Linked DNA regions of Homo sapiens: region 2 is linked to region 1. The links are chromatin loops, found by intact Hi-C in ENCODE. Cell type or tissue: natural killer cell. All regions are shown on one strand. Links, peaks and the distances in the headings refer to the core of each region. The heading gives the core; the rest is flanking DNA.

What was found. Hi-C counts contacts between places; a loop is a spot of excess contacts. Peaks named below come from ENCODE experiments on the same cell type or tissue, not always from the same donor. Only the 100,000 strongest peaks of a DNase experiment are listed, where the experiment ranks them.
Region 2: it touches region 1 in a loop (2.7-fold over the local background); 2 of 110 quality-filtered maps call a loop at or near these places.

What each region holds. Positions count from the first base shown.
Region 1 is chr12:68,037,267-68,046,180 of GRCh38, reverse strand. No RefSeq gene overlaps it. Among named protein-coding and RNA genes, the nearest start is that of IFNG-AS1, 52 kb to the right of the region's middle. RefSeq lists an enhancer at 3,725-3,974. In natural killer cell, for the core only: CTCF peaks have their summits at 5,346 and 5,551 (motif pointing left); DNase peaks (open chromatin) are centred at 3,620 and 5,520.
Region 2 is chr12:68,116,148-68,125,061 of GRCh38, reverse strand. No RefSeq gene overlaps it. Among named protein-coding and RNA genes, the nearest start is that of IFNG, 39 kb to the left of the region's middle. In natural killer cell, for the core only: no CTCF peak of the experiment used is centred there; DNase peaks (open chromatin) are centred at 4,931 and 5,051; H3K27ac peaks cover 4,652 bases.

The sequences.
Region 1 (8,914 bases), core at 717-8,716:
AACCCCAACAAAAAGTGGGCGAAGAATATGAACAGACACTTCTCAAAGAAGACGTTTATGCAGCCAACAGACACATGAAAAAATGCTCATCATCACTGGTCATCAGAGAAATGCAAATCAAAACCCCAGTGAGATGCCATCTCACACCAGTTAGAATGGCGATCATTAAAAAGTCAGGAAACAACAGATGCTGGAGAGGATGTGGAGAAATAGGAACACTTTTACACTTTTGGTGGGACTGTAAACTAGCTCAACCATTGTGGAAGACAGTGTGGTGATTCCTCAGGGATCTAGAACTAGAAATACCATTTGACCCAGCCATCCCATTATTGGGTATATACCCTAAGGATTATAAATCATGCTGCTATAAAGACACATGCACACGTGTTTATTGTGGCACTATTCACAATAGCAAAGACTTGGAACCAACCCAAATGTCCATCAATGATAGACTGGATTAAGAAAATGTGGCACAAATATACCACGGAATACTATGCAACCATAAAAAAGGATGAGTTCGTGTCCTTTGCAGGGACATGGATGAAGTTGGAAACCATTATTCTAAGCAAACTATCACAAGGACAGAAAACCAAACGCCACATGTTCTCACTCATAGGTGGAAATTGAACAATGAGATCACTTGGACACAGGGCAGGGAACATTACACACCAGGCCTATTGGTGGGTGGGGGGCTGGGGAAGGGATAGCATTAGGAGAAACACCTAATATAAATGATGAGTTGATGGGTGCAGCAAACCAACATGGCACATGTATACCTATGTAACAAACCTGCACTTTGTGCACATGTACCCTGGAACTTAAAGTATAATAATAATAATAATAATAATAATAAAAGAATCTTACAATTAAAGGAGAAACAATCAAGCTACTGATAGCTACCGTGCTGTCTCACCAACATGATGATGGGGAAATCACAGGAAGGGTGCTTAGAGGTGCAGACCAGCAGCACCTAATCCAGTCAGACGGAGACCTTAGGGAGGAGAGACATTGGGATGTTTGAGCATCCCAATTTTGAAAAGCAGGAGTTCTCCAGGAGAAGAAATAGTAGAAAAGGTCTTTACGAATTAAGAATACAAATTATGGAAACACAAGAATGAGTAATGAGCCTGCTGCAGTCGAGAAACCGCATTATTATTATTATTATTATTTTTTGTGGCTAGTGCCTGGTTATGTGTAAGAAACATTTTATTATTGATACATAATAGATGTACATATTTGGAAGGGTACATTTGCTATTTTGATACATTCATATCATGCATAATGATCAAATCAGGATAATTGGGATATTTTATTTTTAAAGGAATGTTGAAGCAGTAGGCAGGAGCTGGATCATGCCTTGATATAGAGTTTGGACTTGGTGATAAGGCAGTGGGGAGCCGTAAGAGTTCTAGTGCTGTCCTCACACTCACTTCTTTAAGTGTCTCCCAGACCATTTGCTTTTGAAATGTGGCTCATCAGCTTACCACTTTCAACTACTGAAGGAATCATATAAAAGTCTTCCTGGCCGAGGTACAAACTGCTTCATTTTTAATGTCTGCATTTAGAGTATAGTATACCCTGGCCTGATCTCACATCTTTGTCTAATTTCCAGCCTTTGTCTAGGTTACAGCCTTCTTTAACTCAGTGGTCCCCAACCTTTTTGGCGCCAGGGACTGGTTTTCTGGAAGACAATTTTTCCATGGACTGTGCAGTAGGGATGGTTTTAGGATGATTCAAGTGCATTACATTAATTGTGTACTTTATTCTAGTACTACATTGTAATATATAATGAAATAATTATGCAACTTATAATGTAGAATCAGTGGCAGCCCTGAGCTTGGTTTTTTTTTTGTTTGTTTTCTGTTTTTGATGGAGTCTCGCTCCGTCACTCAGGCCAGAGTGCAGCGGCACGATCTCGGCTCACTGCAACCCCTGCCTCCCAGATTCAAGCAATTCTCCTGCCTCAGCCTCCCAAGTAGCTGGGATTACAGATGCCTGCCACCACACTTGGCTAATTTTTGTATTTTTGGTAGAGACGGGGTTTCACCATGTTGGCCAGGCTGGTCTCGAGCTCCTGACCTCAAGTGATCCGCCAGCCTCGGCCTCCCAAAGTGCTGGGATTACAGGCGTGAGCCACTTCGCCCAGCCTCCTGAGCTTGTTTTCCTGCAACTAGATGGTCCCATCTGGGGGTGATGGGAGACAATGACAGATCATCAAGCATTAGATTCTCACTCATCTCCTGAAGCTCATGCCTTTTATATATAAAATACCTACGGGAATTTGGTTAACAAAGGCAGCTAAAATGATGTGAGGACATGAAGTCCAATAGGCAAATATTGGATCAGAACATTATGCCAGAGATGTCCGGAGCTCTCTGGGAGGTGTTGAGAGATGAATGAAGGGTGGGGGATAGGCACTGACAACCCTTGGAGAGCCAGGTGGAGAGGTAGTGATGATTAACTTTAGTTGCTCTCCCACAAGGCTGGGAGAAATTAATGAGCAACAGAATGAATAAGCAAGTTTACTAAAGTTTAGGCAACTTCAATGACTTGAATATGCATAATGTACCACTGCTAAGACATAGTTGAGTAAAGAGGTATGCAACTAAAAATTCCCCAGGCTTCACTAGATTATGTTAGAAAATACATTAATTACAGAATATTCAAATCCTGTGGTTAATTGTCTTCATTCCTGAAACAAAGCCCAAAGTCCTTGCAAAGTTGCCTCCCCACCAGCCTTTTTGGAGCCATCAGGGCATATGCTCAGAGATAAATCTGCTCATATGGCACCTGCTACCTTCCTGGCATGCATCTCTCAGGTGTCGTCTCAGGAGATTGTCCCTCTCCTGCTGGGTGTCACAGACTTGGGGAGCCTGCAGCCAGGCACTGCCACTGAGCCTCACCACTGAGGGGTTTATGAGGCCATCCTGGCTTTAGGGGCTCCAAGTGTCACGTTGACCAAAGCAGTCCATTTTCATCTGTTTTATAAAGGGTCCTGTGTATCTCAATGGAAAAGTATTCAGCCTTCTAAAAGATGTTTGAAGACGATTTCACCAGAGCTTCCATGGAGCCAGGACCCTGCTGTATTTCAGGGAAAAGTGGGCAAGTGTTCATTTTCCAGCTTGATGCAGAACTTTGTTGCCTGGGGAGCAAAGTACCGCTGTTCAAACTCCAAGTCTTACAAAATTGCTTATTAAAATAATTCCTGACATTTTGGCTTCTACATCTTTTCTCCCTAGGTGTCAGGCCTAATCAGTGAAGTAGACTGGAATTAAACACCCCATCTTTTTCTGTCAGAGTTCTCAGTTGTCACCAATTAAAATCTAGTAGTAGCAGAAAAGGAATTTATTAAAGAATATAAGATTTCCCAGGAGGCCGGAAAGCAGGCTGGGAGGCTTCCCAGCCAGCACCAATTCTCAGAGTCACAGTAAAGAACAGACCAGGTGGGAATAACTGCTGACTCCACCAGGCACAGACTCCTGCTGGTACTAGCTCGTGGTGTGACCTTAGCCATCCCTCCCTCTAGTAACTGAATTCACCAGCTGCCATTCTCACCAGAGTGGGCTCTAGGTGGCACTTGTTTCTTTGCAATACATGCTTGTGATTAGAAAACTTGCTGAGGTGCACGTGATTGTCTGGGTCTGTGTCACAGACCAGTGTACTGGCTGCAGAGGAGGTGGGGAATTCTCCAAATATAGGAAGTGTGTTCAATTGTGTTGAGAAGCCCAGACGAGTGATAACATGTTCACTTGAACATCGCTGTCCTCGGGTTCTCTTCCTCTCCTCTATACCTACCCCCAACTACACCCACGCCAAAGCCACAGTACCTTTCCTCCTCATCCACTTAAAGCCAAATATTTCATTAGAATTGAATTATTTGAGGCCTGTCACCACCACCTCACCAAACATGCCCAGACATGACTGAACCTCAGCACTGGAAACACTTAGGCTCAAGCTGAAAGTTTCTTAAGTGCTACACATTAGAAACAACCAACCATTCCTAAACTAGTCCATGAAACCACAGGACACTAAGAAAGGATAGCCCAGATCTAGTAAAGAACACAAACATGTTTTCATGACAGTGATAATAGATCTTCGTTTACACCACCACTGATTTGAAAGGCTATACTGTTTGTTTTGTTTCTTCTTTTATTCTTTATTCAATATTCAACTTAACTATTGAGTGGACCTAAGCACTGTTAATAAAGCAGTAAACAAAGCCCTGCCCATAAAGTGTTAATATTCTAGAGGGAGACGCAGACTATGAACAAGGACTCAAATGCATACACAGTGTAAGTTCAGACAGTGATAAGTACATTAAGGAAAATAAAGGAGGGTTAAGGAATAGACGGTGATGGGACTGATGCTCATTTATATTGAGTGGTCTGGGAAGGTTCAAGCAGATTTGAATCATGGAACAGTGTAATATGAAGAGATTTGGGATCAGAGGTGCCTGAGTTGAAAACATACCCAGGAGCTAAAGTGAGAGGAAGAAGGTCAGAGTGTGGTGGAAAGAAGCCTGAAGATGAAATGAGACAGATAAATAGGGCCAAAATATGGAGGTTCTTGTGGGCCACCATTAGGAGTTTAGCTTTTATTCTAAGCATAATTGAAAGCCATTGGATAGTTCTAAGATGAGCAGTGATGATAGGCTTAGACTTACATTTTTTCAAAGTTCTCACTGGCTGCCCTATAAATAGTAGATTATGGGGTTTTAAATTGGAGATGAGGAACCTCTCAGTAGACTTTGCTGTGATCCAGGTAGAGAAACATGTTGGGTTGGACGAGGGTGGGAGCAGTGGAGATGGTGAGATCAGATCAGGTTTGGGATGTATTTTGCAGCCCAGTCTGTCAGGATTTGCTGATGCTTTGTATGTGAAAATGAGGCAGAAAGAATCCAGTATGAACTTCTAGGAAAGCACTTTGTGACCGATTGTATTTTATGGAAATGACTACAGTATTTCCTGTTAATATAGTTTTCCAGAAACTTGCTACTCCCTCATCAAGAGTTGGAGTCTGTGTCCTATCCCCTTGGAACTAAGAGGGCTTTTGTTAGACTTTTAACTATTAAAATATGGCAGAAGTGATACATGTCTTTTCTGAGTCATTAAAACGTGATCCCACTGCTGCCTGATTTCACTGGGACACTCATGCTGTAACCCAGCTACCATGCTGTGAGGAAGCCCAGGTCGCATGGAAAGGGCCAAGTGGAAAGGCACCCAGGCCCCAGCCCTCAGTATCAGCTATGCTTCCTGCCAACAGTCAAGATTTTCTTGCTAGCTTTTGAGTGAGGTTTATTGGACGTATGCTCTCAGATGCATGACTGGATCCTTCTCATTACTACACTTATTCCAGTCCTTGATTTTTGTCTACAAAGTGATTTGAACTATTAGAAAACGTCCCCAAAGCAGGCTATAAATGGCCCTGAGCTCAGTCTCCATTTTGTATGATTCACAGTGCCCTTCTCCCCGTTTTTCCATCAGACAGGACATCTTTCTCTGAACCTGTCGTCCACTCTGTTCTTATTCCTCTGCTGCCCTCTAGGGGCCATTAGCCACATTGCCCCATTTAGATCCTTTATGCTTGGGGGAAAAAAAAAAAGTTACCATTGATTGACTGGAAGGAACTATTCTAAACACTTCATATATACTTACTCCTTTATTCTTGACAATCCTATAAGGCAGATACTACTATTAGCCTCCTTTTAAAGATGAGACAACAGAGATTAAAAAATTAAGTAATTTGTCTAGGCAAGGTCCTACAATGACAAAGCTGGAATTTGAACCAAGGCAGTCTTGTTCTAGAGTTTATATCTGCATTATCCTCCTTCTCCTTTGGTAGGACAAAGTAGATCTATTGGGCATGCATATGAGACTTGTTTACATCTATACCTTGTAAAAATAAATTTGCTTTTAAACTTAGGTATTTATCTTTTGCCTTGATGACGGCAGCAGGTGCCTAAATGGCCTCCCCAGGCATGAACAGATTCCCCACCAGTTCTGCTCTCCATGCGGTAACCAGAGTGACCTTTTTAAAAAATTGTGAATGAATAAACTAAAGAATACTTTCTCTCATCACCTCTTCTCTATACAGAAAAAAATATAACCAGTCTTACCAAAAAGTTAGATTAGTCAGCTAAGCAAACAGGGTTCGAATATTCTAGCACCCTGAAACCACAGTCTAAAATGGTCTTCTGATGTGTGGTTATAACACTTAATATACAGTGTTTGTCTCTTAGTAACTTTAGGTTTATCTTATTCAGCATCACATTATTTATCCTGTAAGGAAGTAAGCATATCTTCTCTGTTTCATAAGAAGATACCTTACTGTACAAAATGGTACTGTGGCCTAAAGTCACCCAATAAATATGGTGCAGGTTTGGAGTTGTTACTTAGAGTAGAATGCAACTCCTAAAATCTAAATATTTTTCAAAACCTGGATGAGATGTGCAGTGGAACCCTGTAAACACAATCTTTTTTTTGAGACGGAGTCTCGCTCTTTCGCCCAGGCCGGAGTGCAGTGGCGCTATCTCGGCTCACTGCAAGCTCCGCCTCCCGGGTTCACGCCATTCTCCTGCCTTAGCCTCCGGAGTAGCTGGGACTACAGGCGCCCGCCACCGCGCCCGGCTAATTTTTTATGTTTTTAGTTGATACGGGGTTTCACTGTGTTAGCCAGGATGGTCTCGATCTCCTGACCTCGTGATCTGCCCGCCTCGGCCTTCCAAAGTGCTGGGATTACAGGCAGGAGCCACCGCGCCCAGACAACACAATCTTAAACAGAAGCTTTATATGTAAACCACATAAAAGCTGCGCAAGTTGAATAGGAGGCAATAAATGAGGGAGGTGTGTGCTTGGGCCTCTAGAAAGACATAGGAAGCATATTTGAGAAATCTCTAGGGCTTGGCTTCAAAAACATTATTGTAAAGCATGTGTGCATCTAAGGTAACGGCGCTATAACTTGTAATAAAGATGGGAAGGAGAGAAGCTGCCAATCCCAAACTGATGGTCAATATTTGTGGATTCCAACATTCCCAGTTCCTTTATTTATTTCTGGACTATCTAGTTTTCTATGGCTCATCAAATAAAAATCAATATGCCCATATTTACACAAAGCCACCTTCATGCCCTCTTCCAGGAGGAACCAGAGAACTTGAGACTTCCCAGCTACAATTTCCAACCTTGCTCTTCTGGGTTTTCCATTCCATGTTGAGCACTCAGAGATTTTACTAGGTTTAAGCTTTCTTGCCTGGTGGGTGGGAGTAGGGAGGGGGGTGGAAATGAGGTGACCATTTATTGAGTATTTGCTCTGAGGCAGTGGTGGTGGGGTCGGGGGTTCCTTCCTGCTTATCAGAGCTGTGCACCTGCTCACTTGCCAGATGATATGCAAAAAAGAATCCAAAGAAGCAGCAAGAAAGCCAATACGTTTTCTTAGATCAAAATGACATATCCCAAAGCTCCTCTCTTTCCGATTATTTTTGATGAGAGCAAAATTATTATACTCAACTCCAGTGTGAATCTACATCACAGGGGGAGATTATTTTAGGTGAAAATTCCCTTATGATTAAATAGATGTTTGTGTGCTTATTTTTGTTGTTTTAAGAATCCTCCAGGATAATTCTGATGCAAACAGGCCTAAAGCCAGAAAGACTGACATACAGGTTTATTTGATAAATTGAAGTTTATTAAATACTATGACCATTATTTTCTGCATTAACCTTATAATATTGGTCACTTGTCTTCCTTTCAAGTTTAAAAACATTTTTTTAAACAGGCTTGAAACCTGCGGGGAAAACATATTATTGTGACATATCACATATCACAACATATCACATTGGCCCTGAGGATTAAACTGTTTCCAGATCCATCTGGTCTGACAGACATAAGTGATTGATTCTTGCTTGGTCTGTAACACACCCCAAATGCATTCACCTGCTATGCCATTGCCCCCTCTTCATTTTCTACTATGAGCTTTAAAAAACTGGAGTTATACATCTCATGGCTCTTAAACTAATGCATGGCTTGTTCCTGACTGCCTTCCAGCACTGGAAGAAAAAAGTAATATCTTTGTGACAGCATGATTACTTCCACCTGTGACAGCTCTTCTCCATTGTGAAATCTGCAAAGAAATCATCTGGAAGGGGAAAATACATGTGTTCTGGGATTAAAGACATAACAGGCATGTACTGAATGTGTCAAAAAATTTGAGATGTTGAGGGAGCTGAAGACAAGCCCTCTACATTGTAGATGTAGTACCATAAGGAATTTTCTAAAGAAGTCTTATGAAGCAATTGTTTTCAGTGGTTTACTACATTTATGAATCTTCAGCCCATCAGTGGAAAATATGATGCTCTGAGAGTCAGCCATGAAGCTGGGCTAGAGTGGGGTGCTAGTTTATCTTGAAAGATAGTTCTTTCAAGATGTATAATGCCCTGTTTCTCCCAGCTATTACATTTCACTTCATTTCTCTAGACCACAGGGTTCTAAGACACTTAGTCTAATTTAGAGGCAGTCTTTTGTTAAGACACCACTGAAGCATATAAAGTTCAGCCAGTGGGACCCAATTGGGTAGCTTTATAGAGAGAAGTCCAGATTTAGTTATCAATGTTAATAGGTAGGTCTTTTCATTAATGTCAGCCAACCAATGTACTACAACACATCATATTGTTTTTTAAAGGACACATCTAATTAGCATCATGATCAGACTATTACATTGAGCAGTCAACAGCATGGGTGCAAAGAAAAATTGACATTAAAACCCTTTATAGGCATGGTTTACACTTTCTACAGAACAGAAACTAAAATAAACTGTTGTACAATTGGTCACAACTACAGTCCTTGAGATTTTTGCCCATACACATGAATATTGTCAAAAACATGTCTTCTTTGTAGCAGCTAGGTCCTACCACGACTGTGCT
Region 2 (8,914 bases), core at 484-8,483, 79 kb before region 1:
TGGGATGCCAAGGCAGGCAAATCACTTGAGCCTAGGAGTTTGAGACCAACCTGGGCAACATGGCAAGACCCTGTCTCTACAAAAAATGAAAATATAAAAATACGAAAATTAGCCAGGTGTGGTGATATGCACCTGTAGTCCCAGCTACTCAGGGGGTTGAGATGGCAGGGTCACTTGAGCCTGGGAGGTTGAGGCTGTGGTGAGCCAAGATCGTGCCCCTGCACTCCAGCCTGGATGACAGAGCTAAACCCTGTCTCAAAAAACAAAACAAATAAACAAAAAAGAAACAAAAGGAAAAATAAACACAAAACCCGAGAAACTAACAAACAACCCCCTCCCCCGCAAAAAAAAAAAAAAACCCACAAAAAATCAAAGACAAAGAGAGGATCCTGAAAGCAGCTAGAGAAATGAAGAAAATAACATATAAGGAAGTTTCAATAAGGCTAGAAGCAGATTTCTCAGCAGAACCTTACAGGCCAGGAGAAAGTTGGATGATGTATTCAATGTGCTGCAGGGGGGAAAAAAAAACCTGTCAATTAAGAATATATTGCCTGGTAAAGCTGTCCTTTAGAAATGAAGGAGAAAGAAAGACTTTCCCAGACTTAACGTCAGCTGAGGAATTTGATCACCACCAGGCCTGTCTTATAAGAAATGCTACAGGGAGTTCTTCAAGCTGAAATAGAAGAATATTAATTATTAACATGAAAATTTATCAAAGTATAAAACTCACTGGTAAAATAAAGATGCAGTGAAATTCAGAATACTCAATAATCTAATGGTGGTTGAGATTAGATCACTTATATTCATACTATGAATATAAGTGATAGATCACTTATATTCATACTATGAAGATGAGATGAAACTACTAAAAATAATAATAGCTACAATACTTTGTTAAGGGATACGCAATAAAAAAAGATGTAAATTGTGACATAAAAAACAAAACATGTGGGGCATGGTGGAGCAATAGTGTTAAGTTTTTTAATGTGGTCAAAGTTAAGTTGTTAGCTTAAAATAACCTTTTATAACTATAAGATATTTTATGTTAGCCTCAGGGTAACCACAAAGCAAAAATGTATAGTAGATAAACAAAAGATAAAACTTTAAGGAATGAAAGCATACTAGAAAGAATTATCTAATCAGAAAGGAAGACAGCCAGTGAGAAAGAAAGAAACAAAGAATCTACAAAGCAATCAGAAAACAATTAACAAAATGACAGGAGTAAGTCCTTACCTATCAATAATTACCTTGAATATAAATGGATTAAATTCTCTAACCAAAGACACACACAGAATGGCTGAATGGGTGAAAAAATAATAATATGCTGCCTTCAAGAGACTCACTTCACCTTAAAGGACAAACATATGTTGAAAATGAAAGGATGAACAAAAATATTCCAGGCAAATGGAAACCAAAAAAGAGCAGGGAGAGCTATGGTTATGTCAAAAAAAAAATAGACTTTAAGTCAAAAACTGTGAAATGTGACAAAGAACTTCATTATCTAATGATAAAGGGATTAATTCATCAAGAAGATATAATAATTGTAAATATATTTGTGCCTAATGTCAGAGCTCCTAGATATATAAAGCCAATATTAATAGACCTGAAGAAAGAGATTGACTGCAAGACAATAATAGTAGGGGATTTCAACAATGAACAGATTATCTTGACAGAATATCTATAAGGAAACATTGGATATACCAAATGGAACTAACAGACATATACATGACATTTTATCCAACAGCAGCAGAATACACATTTGCTTCAACATTCCCCAGGATAGATCATATGTTAGACCACAGAACAAGTCTTAACGAATTTAAGAAGATTGAAATCTTATCAAGTATCTTTTCCAACAACAATGGTATGAAACTAAAAATCAATAATAGGAGGAATTTTGGAAAATTTACAAATATGTGGAAATTAAACAACATGTTTCTAAATAACCAATGGATCAACAAATAAATTAAAAGAGACATTTTTTAAAAATCTGGAGACAAATAAAAATGGAAGCACAACATACCAAAACTTATGGGATGCAGCAAAAACAGTTCCAAGAGGGAAGTTTAAAGCAATAAACATCTACATTAAAAAAGAAGAAAGATCCCAAATAAACAGCCTAATGTTACACTGCAAGGAACTAGAAATAGATGAATAAACTAAACCTAAAGAAAAATGTGGTTTTTATTCCTCGTCATATGAAGCTAATCTCTCTTAACTTTCATTTTCTTAGCTTCTAAGTGGGAATAATGAAATGTTTCTTGTAGGATTATTTTGAAATTTATTGATAATAGATAGGATGTATGTGACCCAATGGCAGCCCTTGCTCACTCTGCACTAACCGTGCATGACTATTTTTCATTTTTTCAACGGGCAGAACTTATTTTTAGCTTGTGGTCAACTAAGATCTTCTGAGTTTTTTTTTTTTTTTAAACCTAGGCAAACTGAGGTCTTTCTATCCTAAATATATGTAATTGATTTTTTTTTAGAAACTTAATGCAGGTCTTTAACATTTATCCCTTTAAAACAGCTGACTTAGGGCCTTACCACAAACAGCTCTCCTGGTATGGAATGTTCTTCCTCCTGACCTTCCCATGGCTGTCTCTCTCTCTTTTTTTAATCATTCAGGTCTCAGTTTACATGGCATCCTTTCAGCAAGACCTTGCCTGATGATTCAATCCAATGCTGCATCCAAGTCACTCTCTGTTATACTCTGCTTCTGTTCTCATTTCTTTAGTTGCTTATCATCCATTACCCACCCCACCTCAGCCTGGCCAGCCTGCACTTATAAGAACACCTAGCACAAAATGAAAAGTCAATGAATATTTGTTGGAAGAATAAATAATAGTCATTCTTCTTTTGTTATTGAGAAAAAGTTCTTAATATTGGTTCATTCCTACAAGATGCCTTAACATCAAGGAAAAGAAGTTATTTTCACTTCCTATCAGCATTAGCCTCACATTCTTTAAAAATAGTTTTTTATTAAAGTTTTTTTTTATAGTAGCATATAGAAAGTTGAACTTTTTCAGAAGAATCATTGGATGATGTGCTTTGAGGCAGGCAGCCTAACAGATAATCTTTCTACACCCCCAGGGACAAGAACCAGGGGTTCTTCCTGCTCTTAGATAAACTATAGTGTGAGGTGAGCTATTGGGAAGAAGAAGTGAATAGAAAATAAGCAAAGGAGGCCAAATTTTTGTCACTGATTCAGTATAGCAGCTAAGGGATAGGGAGAATTGAAGAAGTCCTGAAGTTCTGGCTTAGGCCACTGGATGGATAGTGGTGTTATTTGGCAATATAAAAGCACTGTATAAAAGCAGGCAGAAGAGGAGAAGCAAGATCAGGAGAAGTGAGAAGATCCAAGCACAGTTGGGGAGAATAGGTTTGGTGCTCAGGGATGGGTCCAGACTAGACTGAAAGATCTGGGGCTTCTTCTGCAGGTGGCAGTTGAAGTTATGGGAGCAGTTAAGATCACTAAGTAGTGTCGGAGAGTGAGCAAAGAGGGGTAAGGACTGGATCTTCAGTCACAGTAACATGGAGAGTCAGGAAGATAAGAGGGGACTGGAAAGGGCTAGCCAGGGGTTTAGGGGAACCAAGAGAGTGGCATCAGAGAAGCCAAAGGAAGAGTGTATAGTCAACGATGTCAGATGCTGAAAGATGGCAAGTTCTTAGACCAGAAATGAGTCCACTGATTTGCCAATCTGTGGTCCTTGGTGACCTTTGGCAGTCACAGTTTCAGAGTTGGTGGTGGTGATGGGTGGGGGCAGAACTTAGAAAGCAGTGGGCTGAGTAAAGAAATGAAAGAAGAGAGATCTCATCTGTCTATGTTCTTTAAGATGTGGTAGTCTGTTGCACTACAGTGGAACTGCTAGGAAAGTGCTGCTTTTAGCAATCATATTATATATGCTGGTGGCTCAGTTTCAGCTTGTGGTCATCTAAGATCTTCTGACTTTTTTTTAAACCTTGGCAAGCCAGGGTCTTTCTATCTGAAATGTACATAATCGATTATTTTTAAAACCTTTAATGCAGGCCTTTAACATTTATCTCTTTCAAATAGTACCTTATTAGTGTAAGCCAAATTTTCCAAACATATTCTAAAGCTAATTTCATCATTGTTTGCTTTATAGTCCTGCCTAGGACCTTACTTTTTAAGATGCCTGGTTCTCTTCCTTAGAAACTAGGGATGGCGGTGTTCCTGTTACTATAATTTGTGCATGGAAAACTAGATTGAGCTCAATTTCATTCCTGGGAAACAACAACTTTCTTAGCTAAAATATAAACCCTAACTGGAAAGCAACTGACCAGAGGTTAAGAATTGCATTTTGAAATAGTAATTGACCACAAATCAAAAGACATGTACTATTTAATGTGCTTGATTGATTTCAAGCTTCCAAATCCTCAAAGCTAAAAACTGTCATCATAATGTACTTAGTTAATGGGTGACTGTATTTTTAGAAAAGCTTTTGACAAAAGGCTAGAAAAAGACTTAAATGCATAAACCAGGGTATTTTCTTGCCTGAGTATTCCATTAATTGAGATTTTATACTTAACACCTTTTTTTTAAGTTTTACAAAGGACCATGAAATTGTGATCCCTGTGAGGTAGATGGGCTATTTTTATTTCACTTCTAAGAAGATCAAGGTATAAGGTACCTATTTCCTCGGATGTTATGAACCCAAAGAATATAATGATGACATTTTGATTTTCCACCCAGGCCTTTTGCCATGACTTTCCCAGCACTCACGTCAGATATCTTCATTCACAATTTAAAAAGAAGAGTTATGTCTCAAGGAGAAAAATCTAGGTAGGAACAGATAGAAACAGTTTTACATAGAGCTCAGCTAATTGTGTGAAGTTGGTGGTCATGAAACTGTGGGACTCTGAATGTTGGTTACACCAAGGCGCAATGTGGGCAGAAGATGCTTCCTCCAGGCAGCTTGGGCAAACTGTTTAGTGCAACACCCTTGCTGTGTAGGCTTATTTTTAGCAGAAACAGGGACCTTGAACTCATCAGCTCATTTTGAGTTCAATATGAAATCTGAACCTAGACCCGAGAAGATGCCTACCTGTGTCCCCACCCGCCCCCTTGGTGTGCTGCCAGAAAATGTTTACTCAGAGCAGCAGCTGAAGTCTGTTTGGGAACCTGCAGCCTGTGTACATCCGACTAGTGACCAAGATGCTTGGGTGTGTGCTGACTCATTTAAGAACAACTGATTTAGAGAGCTGCTGGGGTGTGGGTGTTAGTGTGCTGTGGTTCATTTTCCAGCATGCTACCAGAAAAGCACTGGATGGAAGTGGCAAATGACAAAGTCAAAACACAGTTACTGTACTGTTCAGAATATAGACAGCAATTTCCTTTCTAAATCTGTCTTTTAGGATGCCCTAGTCATTAGCATCTGGATTTGGCAATATTTTAGAAATATTTAAATATAGCTATGTTTAATGAGCACTTACCACATGCTAGGCATTTTTCTAAATGTTTTACAGGCGTTAAATCATTTAGTTCTCATAGCCACACTCTGAGTTATCTGTTCTCATCTGTCATCATGGCCATCTTGCAGTTGGGGACAGCTGAGGCTTGGGGATATGTAATTAGCTTAAAGATACCAGAGTATCTGTGGCAGAGCATGATATAAATCTAGGTCTGACTCAATGTCAGACTCAATATGACTCAAGTCTATATTGTTAACCTGTTAAATGTTACTGAGGTTTTGGTGCTATTTAAATAGAAATAAATGGGTTGTGCTTAATGTTCAGTAAATACAATTTCTATACCACTTTCTGATTTTTTTTGTATATGGATATATATGAAATAGAAGTCAAGCGTTTGTCCATTTAATCTGAAAATGTGCACTCAATTGTGATTAGGTGTAGGAAGATGGTGCGACGATCTTTTTACACGTGATGGATTCTTAAGTCTTTTTAATTCTTTCAGGTGGCTGATCTCTGTTCAGGGATATGTCAAACAACCCTTCTTTCTCCAGCAGGCAAGAGGCAGGTCTGGGTGGGACACTCTGGGCTGGGCTGGGCCTAGCTTCTGGAAACACCCAGGGATCCCTTAAGTCATAGCCTAAGTCAGGGTCCTGGGGCCATTGAGAACTCTTCATGGTTAAGAAGGGGGGATACCTGAGGGTAAGTTAATTACTCCAATGGCATAAATCAGTGTTTCAGACATACATTTAATCATCTGTAACAACTTTTGTTGACCCTATCTTAAGGTCATTTGAATCTTTTTCCAGAAGCCTATTGCTCTTGGCAATCTGAGGGATGGGGCAGTTAGAGACAGAGGGCTTTGACCCATATGTCTCAGGCCTCATCAGCATGACTACAGAATAGAGACATTTATTTATTTATTTTGTAATTGCCTAAATTACGAAATTGTGTACTCCCCTCCTTTTCTTGCCCAAATGCTAAAAACTGGAACCCCCTACCTCAACTGCTCTCTCAGTATTCTGAGAGCTCTCAGTGTCAGGTTTCACTGTTCCTCCCTCCTCCACTCCCCAGGTCTCTGTCTTCCTCTGCGCTGTCATGACCTTCGGGGCTGGGCTGCTGTGATCATCCCTGCCACCTTCCAGAGACCACTCTCATACCCTCTGCTTGATCTCAGAAAATAGACCTCTGCCCTCCTGTTTTCCAGCTTGTCTGAACTGTATGTAGCACAGGCCCTTCCATAATTCCCCGTAATACAACTGAGGCCAACCACGTAAGTATAGGCATACTTTGTTTTATTGCGCTTCGCTTTCCTGTGTTTTGCAGATATTGTGGTTTTTACTAATTGAAGGTTTGTGGTAACCCCTTATATCCACCTGGTCTATTGGCTCTGTTTTTCCAACAGCATATGCTCACTTTGTATCTCTGTGCCACATTTTGATAATTCTCATAATGTTTCAAACCTTTTCATTATTATTATATGTGTTGTGGTGATCTGTGATCAGTGATCTTTGATGTCACTATTGTAATTGTTTTGGGGCGCCGAGATCTGTGCCCCTGTAAGACAGAGATCTTAATCGATAAATGTTGTGTGTGTTCTAACTGCTCCACCAACCAGGTGTTCCCTGTTTTTCTCCCTCTTCTTGAGCCTCCCTATTCTCTGGGACACAACAATATTGAAAGCAGGACAATTAATCACCCTACAATGTCCCGTAAGTGTTCAAGTGAAAGGAAGAGTCACATGTTTTCTCACTTTAAATCAAAAGCTAGAAATGATTAAGCTTAGTGAGAAAGGCATGTCCAAAGCCGAGATGGTCTGAAAGCCAGTCCTCTTGCACCAAACAGTTAGCCAAGTGGTGAATGCAAAGGAAAAGTTCTTGAAGGAAATTAAAAGTGTGACATCAATGAACACATTAGTGACAAGAAAGTAAAACTATCTTATTGCTGCTATGAAGAAAGTTTCAGTAGCCTGGATAGAAGACCAAACCAGCCACAACATTCTCTTAAGCTAAAGCCTAAACCAGAGCAAAATCCTAAATCTCTTCAATTCTGTGAAGGCTAAGAGAGGTGAAGAAGCTACAGAAGAAATGTTTGAAGGAAGCAGAAGTCGGTTCATGAAATTTAAGGAAAGAAGCTGTCTCTATAACACAAATGTGCAAGGTGAAGCTGCATGTACTGATGGAGAGGTTGCAGCAAGTTATGCAAAAGATGTAGCTAAGTTCAATGTTGAAGGTGGCTACACTAAACAATGGATTTTAAATGCAGATGAAATAGCCTTATATTGGAAGAATATGCCATCTAGGAGTTTCATAGCCAGAGAGGAGAAGTCAAGTCCTGGTTTCAAAGCTTTAAAGGACAGATTGACTCTCTTGTTAGGGGGGCTAATGTGGCTGTGACTTTAAGTGGAAACCCATGCTTATATATCCTTCCCAAAATCTTAAAGTCCTTAAGAATTTAACATCAGTTAAATCTACTCTGCCTGTGCTCTGTTAATGGAACAACAAAGCCTGGATAACAGCACATCTGTTTACAGCATGGTTTACTGAATATTTTAAGCCAACTGTGGAGACCTACAGCTCAGAAAAAAATATTTCTTTCAAAATGTCACTTCTCATTGACAATGCACCTAGTCACCCAAGAGCTCATGCCTTCTGTGTTAGGCTTTATTCTGCAGCCCATGGATCAAGGAGTAATTTCAACTTTCAGGTTGTATTATTTAAGAAATAAATTTTAAAAGCCTATAGCTGCCATAGATAGTGATTCCATGAATAGATCTGGGAAAAGTGAACTGAGAATCACCCGGAAAAAATTCACAATTCTGGCTGCTATTAAGAACTTTCATGATTCATGAGAGGAGTTTAAAATATAAACATTAATAGGAGTTTGGAAGAAGTTAATTCCAACCCTCGTGGATGACTTTAAGGGATTCAAGACTTTAGTGGAGAAAGTAACTGCACATGTGGTGGAAATAGCAAAAGAAGCAGAAGTGGAGCCTGAAGCTGCAAGTGAATTGCTGCAACCTCCTGATAAAATTTGAGTATGTGAGGAGTTGCTTCTTAGAGATGAACAGAGAAGGTGATTTCTTGAGATGAAATCTACTCTTGGTGAAGATGCTGTGAACACTGTTGAAATGATGGCAAAGGATTTAGAATATTACATAAACTTAGTTGATAGAGCAGTGGCAGGATTTGAGAGGATTGGCTCCAATTTTGAAAGAAGTTCTACCGTGGGTAATATGCTATCAAGCAGTGTTGCATGCCACAGAGAAATCTTTTATGAAAGGAAGAGTCAATCAATACAGCAAAGCACATTGTTGTCTTATTTCAACAAATTGCCATAGCCACCCCAACCTTCCACAACCACCATCCTGATCAGCTAGTAGCCATCAACATCTAGGCAAGACCCTCCAGCAGCAAAAACTATTACAACTTGCCAAAGGCTCAGATAATCATTTTCGATATTTAGCAATAAAATATCTTTTATG